Linked DNA regions of Homo sapiens: regions 1 and 2 are each linked to region 3. The links are chromatin contacts, found by Hi-C or POLR2A ChIA-PET in ENCODE. All regions are on one chromosome and are shown on one strand. Each heading gives the region's core, a stretch centred on a gene start or an enhancer-like site at or near the end of the contact. The rest is flanking DNA. Distances are from core to core; before and after follow the strand shown.

What was found. A loop is a pair of places that touch in the nucleus more often than their neighbours do. ChIA-PET counts read pairs that join two places held with the same protein, here RNA polymerase II (POLR2A). Pooled maps may share reads with other maps.
Region 1: a loop to region 3 is called in a map of B cell, with 6 times the contacts of the local background. The contact joins the enhancer-like site here to the promoter of AMPD3 in region 3. A Hi-C loop is called at or near these places in 2 of 168 maps with a recorded cell type or tissue (B cell and K562), 12 of 37 single-sample maps with no recorded cell type and 13 of 50 pooled maps. POLR2A ChIA-PET finds 5 or more read pairs at or near these places in 3 of 52 experiments (OCI-LY7, PC-9 and activated B cell).
Region 2: a loop to region 3 is called in a map with no recorded cell type, with 8 times the contacts of the local background. The contact joins the enhancer-like site here to the promoter of AMPD3 in region 3. A Hi-C loop is called at or near these places in 1 of 168 maps with a recorded cell type or tissue (K562), 10 of 37 single-sample maps with no recorded cell type and 12 of 50 pooled maps. POLR2A ChIA-PET finds 5 or more read pairs at or near these places in 3 of 52 experiments (AG04450, activated B cell and activated naive CD4-positive, alpha-beta T cell).

Annotation. Positions count from the first base shown.
Region 1 is chr11:10,640,157-10,644,124 of GRCh38, reverse strand. All of the region lies in intron 2 of IRAG1 (inositol 1,4,5-triphosphate receptor associated 1), which reads left to right. Among named protein-coding and RNA genes, the nearest start is that of IRAG1, 52 kb to the left of the region's middle. RefSeq lists enhancers at 1,942-2,121, 2,142-2,191. Within about 2 kb of position 2,369, at least 6 of the 41 ENCODE cell types and tissues checked have a DNase peak (open chromatin) inside an H3K27ac peak, as active enhancers do; they include B cell, where a contact is called at or near this core.
Region 2 is chr11:10,657,548-10,661,764 of GRCh38, reverse strand. The region is part of intron 1 of IRAG1 (inositol 1,4,5-triphosphate receptor associated 1); the gene reads left to right. Among named protein-coding and RNA genes, the nearest start is that of IRAG1, 34 kb to the left of the region's middle. RefSeq lists a silencer at 2,049-2,343 and enhancers at 1,397-2,596, 3,965-4,114, 3,719-4,217. Within about 2 kb of position 1,849, at least 25 of the 41 ENCODE cell types and tissues checked have a DNase peak (open chromatin) inside an H3K27ac peak, as active enhancers do.
Region 3 is chr11:10,452,492-10,456,513 of GRCh38, reverse strand. AMPD3 (adenosine monophosphate deaminase 3) reads right to left here and starts at 1,250. Exons shown (of 15, transcript NM_001025389.2): 1 at 1,066-1,250. RefSeq lists an enhancer at 326-375.

The DNA of each region.
Region 1 (3,968 bases), core at 1,120-3,619, 190 kb before region 3:
GAGGCCCCATGCATGGGAAACAGGTGCTTGATGCTCCATCATTATAAAAAAGAGCTCAAGAGGACAGTTCCACCAGGCTGGCCTCTAGTGGTTCTGGTCACAGGGTAAGAGCTGTGAGAATTTAGCGTGGAAGTGCCTAAAACAAGGCAGAAAGTGTTTTAGAAATGTTGACGGTTACAGACAGTCGGAAATGCATATAAAAATTGTTTTCCCTTAGTTCCTATTGTGAGCAATGAAACAGATTGCTGTTCTTTGTTTTTCTGTCTCCACACATCAGGCTATGTGTGAGCTACTTGCGGGCCACAGACTGTGCCTTTCACATGTGTATCTCCACCCATAAGCATAGGCTCCAGCATGCGGTCGGAGCTTAGGGAGGGAGGGAGGGATGGATGGATGGAAAGGTGGATGGATGCTTGATTGTGTTGTGATAGGTTGGGTAGATAATTGGCTGGCTAGATGACTAAATGACTGCATTAAAAGGCAGAAGAAATGGAGGGTGGAGTAGTGTTAGGAAGGGAGGAAGGAAGGGAGGATAGTAGATATGACGGATGAACGACTAGCTGAGTTACTCTCCTTGGAATAAAGCTAACATATATTGTGTGCTTTTCCACACTCCCAGAGTCTGTTGGCATGAGAGTAAAAACAGTGATGAACAAGGCAGTTGTTCTTTATATCTGACTTCTAGAAATAAATGGACAATGGCAGGAAAGAGGATCCACCAGAGGCAGAGCAGGCCCTTGGTGCAAGGGAGGGCCTATAGGGAAGACACCGGGGAGCCTTTGGGGAGCCAGGGAACTGGCCCTCTATGCTTGGCAGGGAGGAGCCCCATGTCCAGCAGAACTCAGCAGAGGCACTTCTGCTCTCTCCTGTGCCCCTAGGACTTGCCGCTGGGATAATCATTTTCTTTCAAGTCCCCAGAGAGTCCTTTTTTTTTTTTTTTTTTTTTTTGAGACGGAGTCTCACTCTGTCGCCCAGGCTGGAGGAGTGCAGTGGCACGATCAGGCTCACTGTAAGCTCCGCCTCCTGGGTTCACGCCATTCTCCCGCCTCAGCTTCCCGAGTAGCTGGGACTACAGGTGCCCGCCACCATGCCCGGCTAATTTTGCTTTTGTATTTTTAGTAGAGACGGGGTTTCACTGTGTTAGCCAAGATGGTCTCGATCTCCTGACCTTGTGATCCACCGAGGCCATGCCTCGGCCTCCCAAAGTGCTGGGATTACAGGCGTGAGCCACCGTGCCCGGCCCAGAGAGTCCTTTTATCCTGTTGTAAGAGCACTGGCTGCTTTTGCTGCTGGATCTCCTCTCTACCAAGGCAGTCCCTGTTTGCCCTCCAGGCTACAAGACAGGGATCTGGGGATACAGTCTCACAGCACGCACCCACCACCACCACTTTCACCGTCATTATTATTGCTTTCTCTCATTTAATACTTAAAACAAGCCTAGAGAATAGTGATTATTAGCTCTATGTAATGTTTTAGACCATGAAAGAGAAGTTTAGTAACTAGTAACTTGCCCAAGGTCACCCAGGTGGGATTCTGGTCTAGGCCTACCCGACTTCTTCACTAGCCCACATTGCCTTCCAGCAGGGTCCTCCTCTCCTGGGCTGTCTGCCAGCGCCCATCTACAGGATCTAAACCCCCCATGCCTGCCTGAGCTGGAGTGGGCTGGAGCTGGGGCTGGGGGTGTTCCTTACAGTTTCCTAGCCTGGGCCTAGCCATGTGACTCTGGGGAAAGGAAGCTAATATTCCCATCTATGACACTGGCCTATATTTATCCCTGTGCCCAGGCGGTTAGGAAAACTATTGTGCATTCCTGAGAATCTATGAGTGAAATAAACATTTAAATGTTTCTATAAGATTTATTTAAGGAGAACAAAATGTGGCCTGCTGGCTTATTAGAGGGTGAGCTTGCTGGGAGATGACCCAGCCCTCAGTGCTTGGCTGATTCCAGGGAAGGGAAATGGACCCCCAGGGAGGCTGGGCCCATGGAGGAGTGAGAAGGGCAGTGAGCCAAGGGCATCCTCTGCCCATGCTGTCCTTTTCTCCAGCTGTGTGTTCAGCCTTGTGCTGGTTTGAGGGCTTCCTGGAGGAAGAGGTACCTTCTGTGAAGGAGAGTGCAGCTTGGAAGAATAAGAGTGTCAGAGGCCAGCAGGGCACCAGGAACCAGGGGAGGTGAGACCAAAAACTGGGGATGCAGCTTTAAGAGTAGCGTGGTGTCGTGGGAAGGACACAGCCTGTGTTCAGTCACTTCCCCTATTTACAAGCGGCACAGCCCTGGACAAGTCAGTTTTTGCATTGATAAAGTGGAGATCAAAATAGAAAAGCAGAAGAGAAAAAAGAAAGATATCAATCTTCTACCCCATGCTCATGGCCTTCACTTTCATCTTCTCGTTTCCTCTTCACAATTCTATGAGTTTGGGAGGCATTATCACCCCCAATTTGTAGGTGGTGTCCTCAGGTTTACCCACTGAGTTTCTGGGAGGATTCGGTGAGAAAACACGAGGGGGGTCTGGGACAGGGCCCACCACACAGTGGGCCTGAGTAACTGCCAATTCCCTCTAGCCATGTTTGTTTCTGTGCTTCCATGTCTGTAACCCACAAAGGGCATTGATTGGTTTGAGAGGCAGAGGGTGAGAGGGAGTGGAGCCGGGTGAAGGTGGCCTTGGTGGTGGGTCCTTGATCACTTGGGCTTATGTGGTCAGATGCCCCAGGAGAGATGCTCCATTGCGCCGTGACCACAGTGGCTGGGCTCTCCCAATTTAACTCCAGATGGTTGAGGAGACCCAGAACTAAGAGCAACCATCTTTTCAAAACCAAATGCCAAAGTCATTAATTCAATCCCGAAGGGAATAATAAGGGAACATAACATCTAATGCTTAGTGAGCATTTGCTCAGTGCTAGGTGCACTTCCACAGGCTTGCCATCTAGGGCTGCCAGATTTGGAAAATGAAAATATGATTATATGCTGTACATGGTGGCTCACACCTGCAGTCCCAGCTACTCAGGTGAGAGGATCACCTGAGCCCAGAAATTTGAGACCAGCCTGGGCACATAGCAAGATTCAGTCGAGAGAGAGAGAGAGAATACAGTTATGTCCATGGAATATTTGAGACACACATACTAAAAATTATCTGTTGTACATTTGAAATTCAAATATAACTGGGGCATCCTGTGCTTTATCCAGAAATCCTATTTCTATATCAACTTGTTTAATTCTTATAACTACCCTGTGAGATAGTTCCATTATAGATTAGGTAACTGAGGCACAGAGAGGCAAGGTAACTTGCCCAAGGTTATCCAGCTAAAAAGTATACCATAAGGTAGTGTGGCTTCTGAGCCTGAGGCCCTGAAGCCCCTAAGCCAGTAGGTTGTCTGGCCAACGCTATTTGGTCTTACTGCTCTCCCAAGCTTTCTTGAAGGCCTGCCTTGTGTTTGACAGCTCAGAATGGGAGCAGGGATGCGTGTGTGCACTGCATGAAAATCTGGCAGAATTCACCCCAGAGGGCCCCTAGAATCTTCCCACACACTCTCTCCTGGATTACTGTCTCCCCAGTCCCTGATAGAGTGAAAAACAGCCCCCACAAGACCTGAATGTTCCCACCAAAACAGTTTTGCAGAAAAGGAGAAGTTGCCCAGAGCTTGCTCAACGATTCTGTCAGCTGATGAGGGAAAGAACACTATGATTTTATGAGTTGTGTATTTTGCACACATTAGAAGGCAAGTGTGAAGAACCTTCCAGGATGTTCCATCAAGGGATTAGAGGATTTCCTCCTAATCGCTTTATGCTTCCTGCTTTGTAAGCCACTTGGAATTGTGAGTGTCTGCGGTTACCTGCTTGGCACTTGCCACCCATGGCTTGTTTCTGCCTTTTTGTATGGGCACCTCTGCCATGGTCCTCCTCCCCAGTGAGATGCCTACAGTCAGGAGAGCTTTGCTTCAGGTAACCATTAGCCAGCAAGCAGAGAAAGCTC
Region 2 (4,217 bases), core at 600-3,099, 200 kb before region 3:
TTACCCTGGATTAACTGAGCGGGTTCAATGTAATCATGAGTTCTTATAAGGAGGCAGGACGGTGAAAGTCAGAGGAGAAGGAAATGTGAAGGGGGAAGCAGAGATCAGAGGGGAGAAAAGATGCCAGCGACTCTGCTGGCTTTGAGGATGGAGAAAAAAGGGTCACCAGCCAACGAATGTAGGCAGCCTCTAAAGCTGGAAATGGCAGGAAATGGATTCTCCCCTAGAGCCTCCTGAAGAAGCACAGCCCTGCTGATGCTTAGACTTTAGCCTGCTGAGATGGATTTTGAACTTCTGACCTCAAGAATTGTAAGATAATGAATTTGTGCAGTTTTAAGCCACCAAATATGTGGAAATTTGGTACAGACGCAGTAGGAAACTACTACAGGAAGGGAGTAACTTTTCCTGAGGTGAAGAGGAGGAATGGGTTTATGAAGGAGGAGATATGTGAACTGGGTCTTGGAGGACAAGTAGGAACCCATAAAGTATAGAAGGAGGACAGAAGGCAGCCCAAGTATAAGGAGGAGGATGTATGCAAAGGGTGTAAAAAAGCAGGGCATGTTTGGAGGTTGGCTTTTGGTCCACTGTGGTTGGGGCATAAGGTGTACAAAGGTTGAAAGAGGGGATCAGCCTCGAGAGAGGGGCTAGGAGCTTGACTCAGAACTGGCCCCCCCATGGTAAAAGGGAATCAATCCTCAAGGAGTTTATGAAGGGGAAGGATGATCCAATTTGTGTTTCAGACAGACTGCTCTGGTATCATTATGGAGGGTCATTGGAAGGGACCAGGCCAGAGGTAAGGAGACAAATGAGGCTGTTGCAGTGACTCAGGTCACACAGAGCCATGGGCAGGGGTGCCAGGGATGGGAGGAAGGGCATTTCTGAACTAGGATTGATGGGACTCAGAGTCATCTAATTGAATGTGGAGGGTGACAGAAATGAAGGAGTCACGGTGACTTCTAGGTTTGTAGCTTGAGTGCCATTCTCTGGGGCACAGGAGGAGTGGGCTGGGGAGGGAAAGAAACAATGAGCTCTGTCAGGGATGTGTTGAGGATAAGGGATTCATAGTCCACTTGGGAAAAGTTGTCCAAAGACAATTGGCAATGAAGTCTCCATAACTGTGCTATCTTGGGGTGATACTAAAGTCATCTGTGTTCCTTCTGCACCCTGGTAGGAGCAAGAATCAGGGAGCCTGGGGCTGAGTAGCTCAGTGGTGTGCTGGCAATGTTCCACGGCCAGCTCTCTGGGGGGAAAAGGCCCTGATATGTACATAGTGTTTGCCAATTTCCATGGTATAGATACTCCCACTATGACCAATGGCAAGCTACTAACTCACCCTCACTGATCATGGAACTGAGAAGAGATGGGCAGTAGCAAATCATTATATAGTTTCCGCTATGCAGAGACAATAGAAATAAATCTTCAGAAGAGCATAGATAATAGTAAAATGTAGTAAAATAATTAAAAAGCAGTTATTTTGAGTATTTATCTCCTTTTTGTTTAATGTGAGTTCATGTAATTTATTTTTTAATAATGTCTGTGTTTAACCACCAGTTCACAGAATTCTTGAAAATTACATTAGACTCTTATGAGCTGGAACAAGCAGGCTCCTGTGCACCACTAAAGAGATTCCTCCAAAGTACAAGTTAGAAGGGCCCAGAAATCCACCTACTTCTCAGGCTTAGTGACTCTCTAAAGTCACCCATGTGGGGAGGCAGAGCCAAGCCTAGGGCCTAGGAGACAGTTCCTGATCCTCCATGTCTTCCTGGAGACCCCTCGGTGCCCTGCCCTTTATGGGATCTCACAGACCCAGAATGCCGTGTGGTCCTTGACCCCAGGATGATGACTCATGTCACTCTTGAGTGAGTGACTCAGGGAAGAGGCTGCTGAGCAGCCTGGAACAAACAGAACTGGGCAAGATTTATATCTGCTAGGCGCTAAATGGGAGGCTCAGATACTTTGCTGCTATTCTCGGTGCCTTTGAACTGCCTCCGATTGAGCAATTGTACATATTTTGAAGAAGAAAAAATTTTTTCAAGTGGACCTATTTTTAAAAAAAGAATTCCTGAAGTGAACAAGCTGGAAAGGAAACCTGGGGAGATGTTTAGGCTTATTTCCTGTCATTGGTCTGAGCAGGTGCTGGCTCCTTCCCAGGGCACCCCCAGCCAACAAAGCCTATACGAGCTCCACAGGAGCGGAGAGCAGGGCTGGAGAAAATCGGGCCCTAAGAAGGTTTCCCACAGAGGTGCAAACCCCAGGATTGTCGGGGTTCTCAGGGCCAGCCTCCCGAAACGTGACTTTGTTTAGGGGACACAGTCTTGGGGGAAGTGACTTCCACTTCCTCATCCTCCCTTTTCTGTTGCCACCGAGGCTTTCTCCCTGCATCTCCGCCCTTCACCATTCCTGCTCCTGCACAATTCCCTTCAATCTAGATCCACTTTCAGGAGAGAATCCTGGGGCTTCCACCACACACTGGGGGGTGGCTGTACCCCCTTCAGTCACTCACTTACCCACTTGTTCAGCACAGCACAAATACCTACTTGGCCAGACACTGTGGCTGGCTCTCTTCCAGGAGGGATTCCACACTAGGCCTCATGTCTCACCTGTGGAACAAAAACCTCTGTTTTGGGGGAGTCATCATGAGTACAGGGATAGTGGAAAGAACTGGGGCTTTGAAACCAGACCAACCTGGGACTGAGCACAGCCCAGACCTGGGACTAAGCACAGCACAGATCTGGGGCAAGCACAGCACAGACCTGGGACTGAGCACAGCACAGACGTTGGGCAGCCACAGCACAGACCTTGGGCAGCCATAGCACAGACCTGGGACTGAGCACAGCACAGACATGGGGTGAGCACAGCACAGACATGGGGTAACCACAGCACAGACCTAGGACTGAGCACGGCACAGACATGGGGTGAGCACAGCACAGACATGGGGTAACCACAGCACAGACCTAGGACTGAGCACAGCACAGACACGGGGCAAGCACAGCACGGACCTGGGACTGACCACAGCACGGACCTGGGACTGACCACAGCACTGACCTGGGACTGACCACAGCACAGACCTGGGACTGACCACAGCACGGACCTGGGACTGAGCACAGCACAGACATGGGGCAAGCCCAGCACAGACCTGGGACTGTCCACAGCAAAGACCAGGACTGAGTCTCTTTTACTTGCAGGAGACAAATCTGGGAGCTCTGAGCCACTAGGATGAACACCAGAGTCTCTCTGAGCCTTGGCTTGGTTTTGTTGATGCTGTGCATGCTTAGAGAACTCAGCTGCCCTGTTTGGAGAATGGCGAGGGCACTGAGTGGACTCTATGTACCAGCACCTTGCATGTATTTCCTGATTTAATCGTTACAACAACGCTAAAAGGTGGGTGCTATTACCTCCATTTTCAAATGAGGGAACTGAGGCCAGGGGAGATTTATCCAGCAAGGGAGAGGCAGAGGAAGGATTAGAACGGAATCTGCCAAGCAACAAAGCCCCGTGAGCAGGCCAAGGTTAGGAAGCAGGATGGGGCTTTCCCAAGGCAGGCTTCCCATCCGGCTCACTTGTGGAGTCGCGGAACCCAGCTCTGCAGTTGGCCAGGCCCAGGGGACCCCCAGAGGCACCTCCCAGCACTTTCAGCAGATCTCCTGTGGGGAGCATCCTCTCTCCTGCGAGAGTGACCATGAGAGCATGAGAGCAAGAACAATGACGAGTCACTGCCGAAGGACGCCTGCTTTCACAGCACAGACACAATGGCTTACCCTTTACTATGAGCAAAACCGTCAAAATGAAAAGTCAGAAAGCTGCCACATGCAGCCGGGCTCGGGGCATGGGTGCTCTGGGGACTTTTCTGACTCTGCCCCTCACTCATAGATGTGGCCTTGGTCACATGCCTGCCCCTCTGGGCCTCGGTTCCCCATTGGTAAAAATGGGTGCAGGGGTAAGACTGGTGAGTTCTCAGTGTCCCTCCATCACCCTCTGGATTTGCAGAAGGGCTAAGAGAGCTCCACGTGCAGTCACCCCCAACAATTCCCCCCATCAGTTGTCCATCTAGAGATAGACCCGTGGTATTAATAGCAACCTAATCTCTTTCACATTCTTTGTGCTGCTAAAATGAAAGCAAAAATTCAAAGCTGGAAGAACAAAAAAACTCCCTTCTGAGAATACTGAGTCACTCCAGAAAGGTCAGTGGAGGCTAGGTTAACCCATGGTTTCCCGAA
Region 3 (4,022 bases), core at 1-2,500:
GCCACAGTCCCTCCAGAAAGGAAGCCCAGTGCCACTGAAATCCCCTCGTTATACGAAGGAAGCTGGTTCCTACTCTTGCCAGACTCCCCTTGCAGAAGCCCCGACACAGACCTGAGCCTGGCTCCATGACTGGTCCTGAAGATGCCACTCAAGTGATGCACCCGGGTGAGGTGCTGCCTGCCACCCAGGAGGCTCAGCTGAGTCAGTGCGTGCGTGCAGCTGGCTGGGTCCTGTCTGCCGGCTGGAGTAGGAGGTCTCTGTTTTGCATATCTGTGAGCAGCAGTGAGCCAGAGCAGGAAAAGCCTGGGCTGGAAATTCTCTCGTGAATATGAAATATGAGTGGAAAATTTCCAAGAGCCCTGAAGTCCCCAGGTAATCCCAGTTATCCAAAACAAAATGGCTGTGGTATCCTGAATGCAGTGTCCTGGCCCTCTTCACAGCCCTCACAAGAGGAAACTAAAGCGGCGGCTTCCTCTTTACAACAGTAAACTCAGCCGTCCTGCCCAGCTGCAGGAGATAAGCCACAGCCTCCCTCTAACGCCCAGCCTCCTCCTGAAAGCTGAGTAGCAACGAGCGATATCATCACCTTTGCTGCTTCCGTTCTGAACGTGCTTCAGGCCTGGCTGCATTTTATCAAGGGGATTGGTCTCAGGTACAGCCCGACCTGCCTCTTCTCAGAAAGCCCCCCTAAAGCAGCCCTCCCAAGGGCACCCCATAACTGCCAGGGGGAGCTTCAATCCCAGTTGCTAATACAATCCCCTCCATCCCCTCCTCCTCTGAAAGGGAAAGACCATGAACTGCTTCCACCTTTCCCAGGAAAGGACAGAGACTCAGGGAGCAGGAACTGCCTCAGCACAGAGGCGGACAGAGGACAGGGGCAGGCTAGGATGAAAAGCTGACAGCCCCATCCCACTCCTTCCTTTCTTCCCAGAAGGAAGCCCACATCACAGGTGACTGCGAAGCCTGATAAGCTTTACCAGAACCCCCACCCCCATCCACACACACAGAAAAGGAGTACACCCCAACTGACCCACCGGAGCCCACCCCAAACCCTCCCCTGCTTACAGCCGCTCACTGCTCCCACGTGGGCCTCCAGCTCCGAGCGCTGGCTGGACTCTGCCACTCCTCCTGGGGAAGGTGGAGCCTGCCTCAAGTGACCCACAGGAGCAATCCTCTAAAACCAAGCAGGGTTGATTAAAATGGCATCACAGGGTGCAAAGCTCTGATCTTCATCTGCCCTTTAGGAGAGTGGGAAGGCTCAGAACAGACACATAGCCTCCCAGTGACTTAGGCAAATCCTGTGGTCCTGGGAAATAACCATGAGCAAAATGGCTATTTCTGTGGTGCTGTTGAAATCCTGGGGAGAAGAGCTCAGGAAGGATGGGTCAGTTGTTTACCGGGAGGCTAGCTGTAACCCTGACTTGGGCCTGAGTCACCTCCGCATGTCCAATCGTGAGGTTGTGTCTTACTGAGCTCACATCATAATTCCTGTGTGCACAGAGCAGTATTACAGGGTTGACACATGATCCTCGGGCTGCTGCTGGGCTTTAGCTACCCAGAGATTACGGCCCACCTGTCCTCACAGCTGTTTCATAAACAGTGCAACCAGCAGGCTACAAGCAACCTAGAGGGAGGGTAATATTTATTCATTAAACAATTAAATGAACTTACAGTATGAGAAAAAAATCCAAGCCCTTAGTACTATTCTGCCAGAAGGAGGAGGGGCAGATGACTTTTTCTGCTAGTGTTTTGGGGAAAGGGGAGGTAGAGTGGGGACTGCAGTGGGAGGATTCCAGCCCAAGGATTTAAGTCCGACACGTTCAGGGAATTTTATTCTGCACCTTTAACCGGATCCCAGCTAGCCTTAGTCTAAACAAGCATTTTTCAAAGTGCAGTCTGCAGAACATGAAAGGTCAGAAGGCTTGGAAAACACTGCATCCTGTAGTCCCTTATGGGTATTCATGCACAGTTTCTACTAGCAAATTCAACACCTGAGAAGTCCTGCAGTAAAGAAAGCTGCTTAACTTTGTTTAACCCGACGCACTTATTTGACCATCCTAGAACTGCTGTCATAGGAAAAAAACACCTATTAATATCTTGTGGTATCGGCTTTGGGAAACACCCTCCACCTTGAGTCTTCATTTTCCAACTTAGAGAAAGCTGCCTTCCTGGAGCCCAGTTTACAGGTATGAGACCCATTGCATCGGGTTCAGACAGAAACCAGCAGCAGCTCCACTAAGATGACACAGGTTGTAACAATGACCAAGGGTCCTGCTGAAGCCAAAAGGCGGGAAGACTCCCCAGAACATGGGCAGTTTAGAAGAAAAATACAGTTCTGTCCCAGAAGAGCAAGCTCTTCTCAGGACCTCACAATTCCACCTTGAGCCTAACTTGTTGCTGCTTCTTGCAGCCAAGATGTCTCTGTGGACTGAAGAGCACTGATCCCAAGCTCAAAGCCTTATTTCCCTTTCGAACAAACATCAAGACAATTTATGATAACCAGATACAGGGCCCGCTTCTCCTGCCCGAGACTAGACTGCATCCCCTTTTATCACTTAAGCACCCCTTACAAACTCTAAAAGACAGGAGAGGACGGAATCAAATTATGTCTCATCAAGAAAGATATCGGCCGGGCATGGTGGCTCATGCCTGTAATCCCAGCACTTTGGGAGCCCGAGGCAGGTGGATCACAAGGTCAGGAGATTGAGACCATCCTAGCCAACGTGGTGAAACCCCATCTCTACTAAAACACAAAAAATTAGCTGGGCATGGTGGTGCGCACCTGTAGTCCCACCTACTTGAGAGGCTGAGGCAGGGGAATCACTTGAACCCAGGAGGCAGAAGTTGCAGTGAGCTGACATTGCACCACTGCACTGCACTCCAGCCTGGCGACAGAGCAAGACTTTATCTCAAGAAAAAAAAAAAGAAAAAGAAAAAGAAAGATATCACTCTCCTCCCCAAAAGCCAGGCATGAGCTTGCATAGAGGGGTTCATTTTTCTTCTCATTTGTGAGGTGTGTGTGACTCACACAAGGAGTTGGACAAAGGGGATTCACTTGCTAAATACCAGCTCCATGACAAATCTCGCCTGTCTCATTCACAGTTGTATCCCCATACCTGAAATATGGTCGACATTCAGCAAGTATTTGTTGAATGAATGAATGCATAAAACAATGAACAAGTGAACTAGCTATTTATAATAGATCAATCCACCTATGGCAATCTCAGGAATGAGTAGAGTGTATGGCTAAAAACGTAGACTCAGGCTGAGTGTGGTGGCTCACGCCTGTAATCCCAGCGCTTTGGGAGGCCGAGGCGGCCAGACCACTTGAGGTCAGGAGTTTTGAGACCAGCCTGGCCAACATGGGGAAACCCCATCTCTACTAAAAACACAAAAATTAGCCTGGCATGGTAGCGGGCGCCTGTAATCCCAGCTACTTGGGAAGCTGAGGCAGGAGAATCGCTTGAACCCGGGAGGTGGAGGTTGCAGTGAGCTGAGATTGTGCCACTGCACTCCAGCCTGGGTGACAGAGTGAGACTCCATTTCAAACAAACAAACAACAACAAAAAAAACTCCAGCTAGACTCCCTGCATTTGAATCCTGTTCCACCACTTAGTTGTATGACCTTGGGCAAGTTAAATAACTTTTCTGTGGCTCGGTTTTATTCCCTATGAAGTGTGGATAATAAAAAGCCAATCTCATAGGTTGCCATGACAATGAGCATAAGTGAAGTGTTTAGACTGGTACCTGGCATAGAGTATGTGTTTTATAAGCATTATCTGCCAACATCATTGTCATCATCATTATGATATCAGATACGAGAGAGAAGAACTAGGAAAATGAACATGAAGTTTTATCTAGACACTGAATCCTTTTATTCAACCTTATTTATTGAGCACCACCATGTGCCTGGCACTCTCCCAAGTTTCTATTACCTGGGTGCAGGAAGAAGGAAAACATATTTAAATGTGAAGCCAGATCAGGAGGAGGAACATCCTTCTCCCCTATGAATGGTACTTCTC